Linked DNA regions of Homo sapiens: region 1 is linked to region 2. Evidence: read pairs that join two places in POLR2A ChIA-PET (ENCODE). Cell type or tissue: MCF 10A. All regions are shown on one strand. Links, peaks and the distances in the headings refer to the core of each region. The heading gives the core; the rest is flanking DNA.

Evidence for each region. ChIA-PET counts read pairs that join two places held together with the same protein. Peaks named below come from ENCODE experiments on the same cell type or tissue, not always from the same donor. Only the 100,000 strongest peaks of a DNase experiment are listed, where the experiment ranks them.
Region 1: POLR2A ChIA-PET joins it to region 2 with 5 read pairs; 2 of 35 experiments call an interaction of 5 or more read pairs at or near these places.

The regions. Positions count from the first base shown.
Region 1 is chr3:107,389,976-107,395,312 of GRCh38, reverse strand. No RefSeq gene overlaps it. Among named protein-coding and RNA genes, the nearest start is that of CCDC54-AS1, 10 kb to the right of the region's middle. In MCF 10A, for the core only: no CTCF peak of the experiment used is centred there; a DNase peak (open chromatin) is centred at 2,342.
Region 2 is chr3:107,205,832-107,211,168 of GRCh38, reverse strand. The region is part of intron 1 of LINC00882 (long intergenic non-protein coding RNA 882); the gene reads left to right. Among named protein-coding and RNA genes, the nearest start is that of LINC00882, 32 kb to the left of the region's middle. In MCF 10A, for the core only: a CTCF peak has its summit at 4,875 (motif pointing left); DNase peaks (open chromatin) are centred at 2,868 and 4,838.

The sequences.
Region 1 (5,337 bases), core at 255-5,254, 180 kb before region 2:
TTTAACAACACACAAACAAAAGCAAACATATTTTTCATGCAGCATGGCCCCTAAATGAAAGCCAAATTCTTCATCTGGTGCTTAACTGAAGAAACTGTGATCCATTTCCATACTGGGGGTGTGTGATCGCACTGTGTGTGGTTGATTTGCTGAGCTATTACAGTTTGTTGTATACAGTTGCAAGGCTCAGTTTGGAAAAAAAAAAAAGAAAAAAACAGAACTCATTCTATCTATTTTAAGTAGGACGGATTATAATACAAAGAATCAGGCCTATATATATTCATCAGACTGCTAGAAGTTTAAGGCTGAATGTGTCAGGATAAGTTCCAGAGATAGCAGTGCTGCTGCCTCTGTCAAAGCAGGGAGGCAGACTTAAGAGTTCACTACTGACCTGTTTGGTTTTGAGTTCAAAAGCACAGTGTCATAGCTGTCATTCAGGGATCAGGAAACCACTACTATCCCCACTGTACCTACCTCTGGATGCCCACAGAGCTGAAGACCAGACATTGGGACACAATTGGAGAAAACCCAGAGTTTCCAGGACTGTGCCTCTGAGCAGCAAGCAGCAGGAAGATAGACTCTTCCTCACTTGTAGATTCAACCTTATGCAACAGAAACCTGGCAGCAAGGGATTCTGGGCAAGGTAGTTTTACCAGTCCAACTGGTGCAGGTCAGGAAGGCACTCTAGGAAGATGAATTGGATGCTGAATAACAATTTACTATATCTACCATAACCAGGTGTACTATGAATTTCGGGCAAGGTTAGGACCTTTATTGGTTAATTTTGATTCCTCATTAAAACCTACACCTCACATAACTGCAAATCCACAATACATTCTAAGACAGTGGGCTTTTTGTCTCTTTATAGACTTTCAGCTCCTAACACAAACTGTGCTGTACTCGTATTTGAAACATCGTGCCTAGTACTGTGTCTGGTCAAATGAATGAATGAATAAATATATGAGTCAAGAAATCAGTAAATGGTTGAAAACCTGTGTCCTTTTGCACTTTTGAATTGACAAATTCATTTGACTTTTTCCAATTCAATGGCTCTCGACCAGGGGCAATTTTGCCCACCTGCCCTCCCACCCCCACCCTGGTACATTTGGCAATGTATGGGAGGCACTTTTGAGTGTTACTATTTGGGGATTGGCGGGTGGGTTTACTGTTGGCACCTACTGGGCAGAGACTTGGGATGCTGTTAAATATCCTACATTGCACAGGATTGCCTCCTGTAACAAAAAATTATCCAGCACAAAATGTCAGGAGTGCTGCAGTTAAGAAATCTGCTCTAATTACTACTTCCTCTTACTTTTGTCTGCCATAATATTCTTATGCCAATAGATCAGAACCCTTGAGAATTTGGGCTTTCTCAGAATTCAAGTCTTCATTAGTCTTTTTTCTCTTTGGAGGGTTTTTCTCCCATAGTCTCTGATTATATGTTAATCATTCTATTCCCACATATATTCATAATGGACCTCAGGGACACAGAGTGGCCTTTAGGTCCTTGTATTAAAACATTACTAGAGAAAATTTTTGGAGTGTCACTCTTCAACTTCTTTTCTTACTTAATCTCACAGCTCTAGATTTAGTAGTAACATTTCGTTCAATTTAGAAAATGCCTCAAGAAAGTGAGAGATGTTGTTCTATATTTTAAACCTTGATAGGCACCAATTGTACTGAATTAGTTGATTTTTGACTTTTTATATTTTATCTTTTTTTTTCTTTTTTTAAATACATGACAATTGACTGGCTAGTAGTCTTCAAGAAAAATGAAATTCTGTTCCTAAAATGGACTTCTTAGAAAAATCCAGAACTTCTTTTAGATTTTAGAAATTTATTCCTTTTCATAATCAAATACTTCTAAAGTATAAATATGTCATAATCGAATAATGATCACAATTAAAACTTAAGTAGTCATAGTTAAATCAAGTATGTTTGTGAACAGAACAGAAAGTCAATATAAATCTTAAAGATGGAAGTGTGTAAAATTCAGTTTACACATCCAACAAATCTTATTGAGCTTCACTGTTCCTCTCTGATAACCATTGAGAATACCTTAGTGAGAAAATTATTCCCAGTCTCTACCCTCATGGAGCTTACATTATTTAGTTAGAGTCTTCCTACTGGAGAATCACACAAGTAGTATTTAATTACTAAGGTGACAAGTTCTATAATTGAAAAATCACAAGGTGGCATGAAAATAAATAGGGAACCTAACATATTTTTAATCTAATCAGGAGAAATTTTTTTTTAAAGAAAGTAGTAATTAAACTCATACCTGAAAGATGAGTAAGAGTTAGCTGTGCACAGTGTGGAGCAAACAGCATTCCTGGCAGAGGCACATGTAATGGCTGGAGGCAAGAAAGAGCTTGTTTTTCTCAGGAAATACAAAGGATTTTGGATTTAATACTCAGTACTGAGGAGCCACTACATGGTTTTAGCAGAGGCGTGATTTGATTAGATTTACATTTTAAACAATTACTCTCACTGCCATGTGAAAAATGGGATTGAGGCAAGGAAAAGTGGGTTAGAGATAACTAGCCAGAAAGTAACTGGAGTAGTCTGGTTGAGACAAGATGGTGACGTTAACTGGAAAACAGATAGATTTAGAAGGTGGGGTAAACTAGGTTTGGTGGCTGATTTTTTGGGGGTAGATAATGAAGGGAGATATCGGTTATGGTTGGATCACAGGCTTCTGGCTGGAGCATCTGGGAGGATGTGGGTACCACTTATTATGTTAGGGAGCTCTAGAGGAGAAGCAGTTTTAGGGCAAGATGGTTAAATATAATACATTTATTTTGGGGCATGCTGTATTTGAAATTCTTCTAACACATCCAAGTATCCAAAATGGAAATACTATAAACATTTGGACCTATAAGTCTCTCACTCAGAAGAGTAGTCTAGGCTGGAGATATAATTTTGAAAACCACTGACTTTAGATGACATTTGAAGATATGAGAGTAGATAAGATCACCTTATCTCATAAGATATGAGAGGTGATGTTTGAAAATATGAGAGAGAAGAAGGTCCGAGGCTGAGTCATGATAAAAGGTCTACGTGAAAAGTTGGGGTCGAGGAGAAGTCTCTGAAGAGGACTAACAATAAATCAGAGGGAAAACAACAGAAGTAAACAGACGTGGAAAGATAGAAAGCAAGGAAAGAGAATATTCTAGAAGGAAGGAGTGGAAATCTGTTACAAATGATGCTGAGAGGTTAAATAGGAAAGACATGAATATTTTCATTGACTTAGCAACATGCACATCATTGGCGACTTAATGCTAGAATCTGAGAGGAAAGAACAGAAGCCAGTTTGGAGTGGGCTGAGAAGTCAGTAGTAGAAGGAAGTAGAAATTGAAGCTATAGCTATGTATTTTGTAACTGGGAGAGCAGATAAAATTTTAGTTGGAGATCTGTAGTTCGGTAAAATTTGTGTATACATGTTTTAAGACAGGAGAGACAATAGTATGTATAGATGATAATGAAAAGTGTCTAGTAGAGAAAGAGAGGTTGAAGTTATGTAGGGGAAAATGGGTATTGTCTAGAGGAGAAAGTTTCTGAGAAAGTGGGAGGAGATGGGATTAATAGCACATATCAAGAGATTCTCCTATGATAGAAAACACTTTTATTTGGTAACAGAAGGAAATAAAGAGTTAATAACTGTGAAGTTTAGAATATTCATTTAAGGCCTGGTGGTGGCTCATGCCTGTAATTCCAGCACTTTGGGAGACCGAGGTGGGTCGATCACTCGAGCTCAGGAGTTTGAGACCAGCCTGGTCAACATGGTGAAACCCTGTCTCTACTAAAAATACAAAATTTAGCTGGGTGTGGTGGTACATGCCTGTAATCCCAGCTACTCAGGAGGCTGAGGCAGGAGAATCACTTGAACCCAGGAGGTGGAGGTGGCAGTGAGCTGAGATTGCACCACTGCACTCCAGCTTAGGGGATAGAGACTCCATCTCAAAAAATATATTTATATATATGTATTTATGAATATATTTATACATATTATGAATATATTTTATATATATTCATATATAATGAATATATTATATATATGATATATATTCATATATATAATGAATATATTATATATATGAATATATATTCATATAAATGTGATTCTCCTCTAGAATGAATGATCTTAGTGATCTGAGATTGTTTGCACACGTGCTTCCAGAGCTTGAAACTAATGTCCATATTCTTGGGAGTTAAAATGTAGGCGGGTATTTGTGGATGCCTTCCACAAATACTAACCAAGTATTCAGTAGATAAGTTGCCATAATCCTATTTGAAGTGGGTTGGCATATATGTTACGGCATTGGCCTGGGGATTGGGAGAGCCAAAGTGGCCATGTATGTAGTACTGGTGTAGTATTTACACACACTGCTGCTCTCACACTGCTGCACTCACTTTTCACACCCAGTTTCACAAGGCAATTTGGCTTAGGACTCAAAGCAAACAACCAAAATAAAAGTTGATAGGCACCAAATAACCATAAGAATCCTGAAGTGCTTGTAGACTTCAACAGGACTAAATAAGACTGTGAGGTCAGTTTCTCACCCATGTTCTGGGCAGCACAAAAATAGAATGATTCACTAAAGCCCTAAGATGCAGAGGCAGTTTTGGCTCTGATCATGGCAATGGCAATATGTTGGTAAGACTTGCTTTTGGCTGCAAGAAACAAAAAACCCAACTACATTGGGTTTTATGATAGGAGTTAAATAACAGAGGTTTTTTTCTCACATCGTAGTAAGTCCTGAAGTACAGGTTGCTGATGTTGTTTCAGTGGCTCAATGATGTCAAGGTGAGCATCTTTGTGCTTCTCTTGTCTCCTCATGCTCACAATGTAAGTGCTGAAATTGTAGCTCTTACTTTTGCTTTTGAGGCAGGAAGAAGAAACTTGGAAGTGCTTACCAGTTGCAGGTGTCCCTTTTTATCAAAGAGGCAAGCTTCCCCTGAATTCCCTCCAGTGAATCTCTGCTTACATCTGGGCTGGGGGGTAAAAGGAAGCTAAGAGAGTATATATCTGACTCTATAGCCCCTGTGGTTGGAGGCATCATGATAGAGGAGGGTTGGAAATAGCTTTGAGTAGCCCAAGCAACAGTGTCATTTAACAATAGGGAGCCACAGGATACCCAGGGGGAGACAGTAGTTCTCAAGGAGAGAAAAGCATTGAACCACTTGGTAGTGGTGATGGCAAGCCATGACCAGGGCCCAGGCAGAGGAGGCAAGAGTCACCCCATAAAAATAGCTCTAAAGAGGTTGAAGACATCAGGTGGCATCTGCAAAAGCAAAAAGAAGAATTCGCAGGGAGACAAAAGCTCTGCGGGCTTC
Region 2 (5,337 bases), core at 75-5,074:
TTCTTCTTTTATAAAATATGAATAATAATGGCTACCTGGTAGGGTTGTTAGGAGAATCTGAGTACATGGGCATGTAGAAGTGCTCAATGCAGATTTTTTTTTTATTTCTGTAAACAGTTTGCTTTCTGTTATACTTAAAGGGATCTGGATGTGTTTGGGATTCAAGTGAGAGAGATGATCTTTATAGGAGTGTATCAACAAAATCTTGACTATGAATACATATATCCGCAAATACACAAGTATATACATATACAAATATATATTCCTCATTAATATTGCACAAAAGAGCCAAGCCATGTCCTAAATGTTACTACTGAAAATTAAGATCCAATCTAGGCCATAGAGTCCTGTAAACCCCATTTAAAATAGGGTTGAAAATTTGACTATTATAATGAGGTAAAAATGGATTTGACTTGTCCAATAGCCATTAAGTCTAATGATTTATTTGTATTTTAAAACACAAAAAAAGGACTGGATATTTGCAGGTGGTACCTTACTGAATGCTGATCCATAGGTTACTCTAACAAGGGTAATTTTACATTTTAAATAGTAACATTTAAAGTCAGAATTCTTAAATGTACACCAAGAATGATGGCTAATGAGTAATAACAGCTTAAGTTAAAAAGCTTAACAATAAGTTAATTCTTGTGTGCATTTATTACAAACACTACTGTGAGAAGTAATGGCTAAAGTAAAAAAGAGGGCAGAAAAAAACATCTGATGCTATAATGCGTCTAAATAAAGAATGTGAAACATAAAGTTTTGTTCTACATCTTCACTGGAGATTTTAAAGGGCAAGGAGACCTAGCTCCTTGAGATGTATAACTATTTGCTGACAAGTTGGAGTGTCATTAGCCAGTGTTCTAGAAAGTGAATAATATAATCCCCCCCCCCCAGCTCTACATTGATACATTTCTTAGCTAGGAGACAAATGTTAGTTTGTATTTCGTAGACCAAACTATTTTAACATCTCCATTTTCATTTGTCTGTATAGACAAAAATGTTTGGCCTACAAAGACACAGCCGTGAATATTGAATGACCCAGTTCAGTATCCATTACCTGAATGTTGTTGTGTCCCCACTGTATGCAGGGGAGATGTGGTAGGCATCGGGATGGATGATGACGATGATGATAATTAAATGAGTGAACAGACAAACAAACGGCAGGCATATTTCCTATCCTCTTAGTGTTTACAGTTTTGCTGCAGAGGAATGATTTTATGAAATAACATAAGTAATTTAGCTGAGATTATTTAAGCATGAGTTTTTGGAACATTTTCCCCCAGAATCAAAAAAGTAGGGTCAGTGCCAAAGCAGCCAGTTCCAAAGCGATGCTCTAAAACCTTAGAAGTTTCCTTGGAGTAACAAAAAATTTCCAGGAAGTGAAGCAGTTTATAAATAGTTTCAGATCTTTGTGGAAATACACAGAGAAACTGGCAGAAAATGAATCCATGGAGATTTTGACAAGACCCCTCTAAGCAAGATCTAAAGACAACATCAGATGGAGTTGTCTGTGGATTATGTACGTATTGTCAGAGACATTCATGCAAAATAATGGGTTTGGTGGTGACAGGGTTACAGCCACAACAAGAAAGTGAGATACAGTTAGTGGAATTCTCAAGTGCTCTCTTAGGATGAATAAACCTTAAGAAAGAACACCCTGCTTTTGTAACAGATGAAGAAAGGCTATGGAAGAGACAGATTCTGGTAAGACAGAGCATTCTCTAACACTAAAGATGACATTTCTGATCTATGGGCACGGGCTTTCACATGGGTTAAATGGGTGCAGCAAATAGTGTTTCAGCTGTTTTTGGATTAAATGAGTTGTTCAGGATTTGTAGTGTAACGGGCATCCATGGAAAACATTTCAGTATTTTAGAGAGCCGTACCTTCTATGTGTCTCAACAGTGTTATTTGAGGGCTCTCTAGGAAGGCTTCCCTTATCTAATTCTCTCTCAAACTTTTGAATAAAAGTCCTATTATTAGCAATTCCTGTGTGGTGACCATCATCATTTCCCTTTGTCTCTTTTTGAAGATGAATAATTGCAGAGAATGGAAGTACCCTTTCTCCATCACACCTTGGATCAGTGCTTATTAGATCACTTTCCTGATTGATGACAAAGATGGGAAAACTTGAGAACACTTCTCAGTATAGAAGGAGGAGGGGTGAAGAGAGGCTGCAGAAATGGTGTTAGAGTCCTGGATGACAACAGTGCTGGCTTATCAATGTTTTCAGGGCACTGCCGAATGAAACATGAGATTTGTATACAAGAACTTGAGAGCTAAGAAATGTTTACTTTGCCTAGGAAATACCCACTGGGATATTGTTAGGATGGAAGTAATGAGGAAATAATAATGATGATAATATACTTTTTAAATTCTCTCAGCATTGTTGAAAAATATGATTATAACATTGCAGTGGTGGACAACTTATCAATACCAACCTCCATGGAAATCTAGGTCAAAGAAAACGTAACCACAGGGCCGAAAAAATAAATCCATGAGATGGCCTTTAGCAAGGTCACAGAAGAAAATAATTTCCAGCCCTGAGAACCCCGTGATTTCCTTCTTGTTTCTTTTCATCTTTATCCATTCTGTATTCCAGTATTTTGTATCTAGTGTTCTTCTCCTAACCCTATGCCTTTCTCAGTATGGATATTTTCGGTCTAAGACCTGAGGATATTGCCACTGTTTTGGTGATTGCTTTTGCACTTGTGTAGCAGCTTTTAAATTCCCATCTTTTTTAGCAGCTGCAGCCAGACAAACATATGAGTCAGTGGGAGGGGTTTAGAGGAACTGGCTCAGTTCTCAAGGGAGCAGTAACCTTTTGGCAGTCCAACAAAAAGAACATTTAAAGTCCAGTGACTGCAAAAGCTCTCTCTGTACATGTGATAGCAACTGCAGTTTTCCCAAGGTCTACTAAGGGTTTTTTCAGGAAGAGTCAGGTTTCTGCCTATAGAGAGACACATTCCTGAAGGCTTAACTCTGACCTCATAGCTCAAGTGGATACAAAATAAAATCTGGAGACAGCTGGGAAGTGATAAAGGGCAAGGAAGAAATTTGGGGATATGAAAGTGACAATGTTTTATTAAATGTTCTCACTGGGTTTTGTTGCCTGTATACCCTACAGCGCAAATAATGAAGGACAGCTAATCTTTCTTTTTTCAGTACTAGTTCAGGGTACAGGATCTTTCTCTCTACTGTGTTCACATAAGAGATTCTCCAAGAATTGTTTCCCTACCTGGTGGTCCTTGAGAGCCTCTTAGAGGAATGGGCATTTTCAACTCAATCCTTTTCACCTGTTCATCCTCAAGCAGAGGTCCACAGGCTGGGATGTGCCTGTGTCTGAAACTTCTACTTTAAGCAACTAGTTGCTGATATTTGACTTTTTACAAAAATGCCAATTTGATCAACTTAAGAGGAATACAAAGATAAGAGTGGCTTGTTGATTTCTGCAGGAAACCAATAAATGATTCCTTGTTTCTCCGTTTCCTTGCATTGTTCTTCCCTGTACATTATTTTCTTTCTTCTTTATTGCTTATCATAAAAAGAAGAGTAAGGGGGTCTTATGTGGAAGGGATGAATAATAGAAAATTATTTTTGTGTCAAGTAGAAACAATAGATTCTTTTGCTAATGAAAATTTAGACAATACTTTCTGTGATACACATTTTGCTGAGATAAAATGTCACAATCAAGAAGTCCATTTACACTGAAATAGGCAACCTAATAGTATCTTAATTAACATAGAAGAAAGTGGTAATTAGAGGTCATTTGGAAAGCTGGAGACGGTGTCCCAATGAGACTGGCAAGTTTTACTTCATGACTCAAGGTACAAGTCTGGGTTCTTAGTTGCAACTAACAGAAAACCTCTGTCCAACATAGGCAGAAAAATTATTTGTTGGAAGGATATTGAGTTTCTTACAAATTGGTGAGAGGACTAGAGATCAGATTTAGAAAGAGATTGGAAATCAAGGGACAGTAAACAGCTGAGGATCCAGCTGAGCTCACACCATTGAAGCAGGCTGTTGAGGATCAGTCACTATTCCTGCTGCCATTTCAAGTGCTGCTTCTGGCAACACACCAGTGTACTGCTGGCCACTAGCCTCTGGCCTCTGCTATGGGGGGCCAAGAATATCTCTGACTCTTCCAGCAACTTGGCATCTCTCTCTCTCAAGAATCAAAGGTCTACTCAAGAGCATCTAATTGATTGAGCCTAGGTCACATGCCTTTTTCCAAACAGCTAAGAGTGGTGCCCAAGGCTGGGTGGAGGGTTGAGGGGAAGGAGACTGGGAGGTGGCATTTTCATTTCCAACTCGATTTGATCCATGTACTCATCCTCCAGCAATGATAAGAACCCCCTTATTTTTTTTAGCCTGTTGGAGGTAATGACATCTACCCTTCTTGTACTTTTGCAGTACTTCATATATTGGTCTTACTGTATTGTTCTATTTATAATTTATATGTGTGTTTTTCCCCACCTGACAGAATTTATGGAGAAGAGGGATTGTGTTGTGTTTTTAGCATCATAACCTACAGTGCCTTACATGCATTAGGTGCTTAAAATATATGGGTTTAATAAATTATGTTTAATGATGATGTCGCAGGGAAACCTAATATAATGCTAATAAATCATAGCAACAAATGTTGAAAGAGTACTTGTTATATACTGGACATTTTCTTATTTCATCCTTATAACAATCCTATGAAGTAGGTTCTATGCTTTTTCATTTTATGCATGAGGAGCTAAGGCTCAGGTTAAATAAGTTGTCCTTGTTTATATAACTGAAACTGACAGGGCAGATATTCTAGCTAGGGCGGTCAAATTCCAGAGCCCATCATCAGAACTGTACTGCCCCCTGGAGGTAAATCACAGAGAAGAGGAAGATGGATCCAATCTTAGAGAACAGAGACCACTAGTTTGCTATATTCTCAATAGATGTTCACTTAGAGTGTATGGTATTTATTTGATAGGAATCAAGGAATAATTTTATATTTACTGATATAAATGAAATCTTATTTTGAATTTAATATTGTTCTAAAGTAATAGGCATTGCATAGTAACGACTAAAAAAGCATTCCTTTTTTGCAGCATTCTAGTTATGTTTGCCTCATAATATAATAAATATAAATAAATATTTATTATGTTATATATTTTATATAAATAAATATTTATTAATAATATAATAAATATTAATAAAATAAAAATAAATATAAATAAATACATCTAAATATAAATAAATCCACATGAATATAGAATATTCATATGAGAATCTTTAAATTTTGTATCTCACATCAAAATTTTTTTATTTAATTATCTAAAGTCATAAGACAGAACT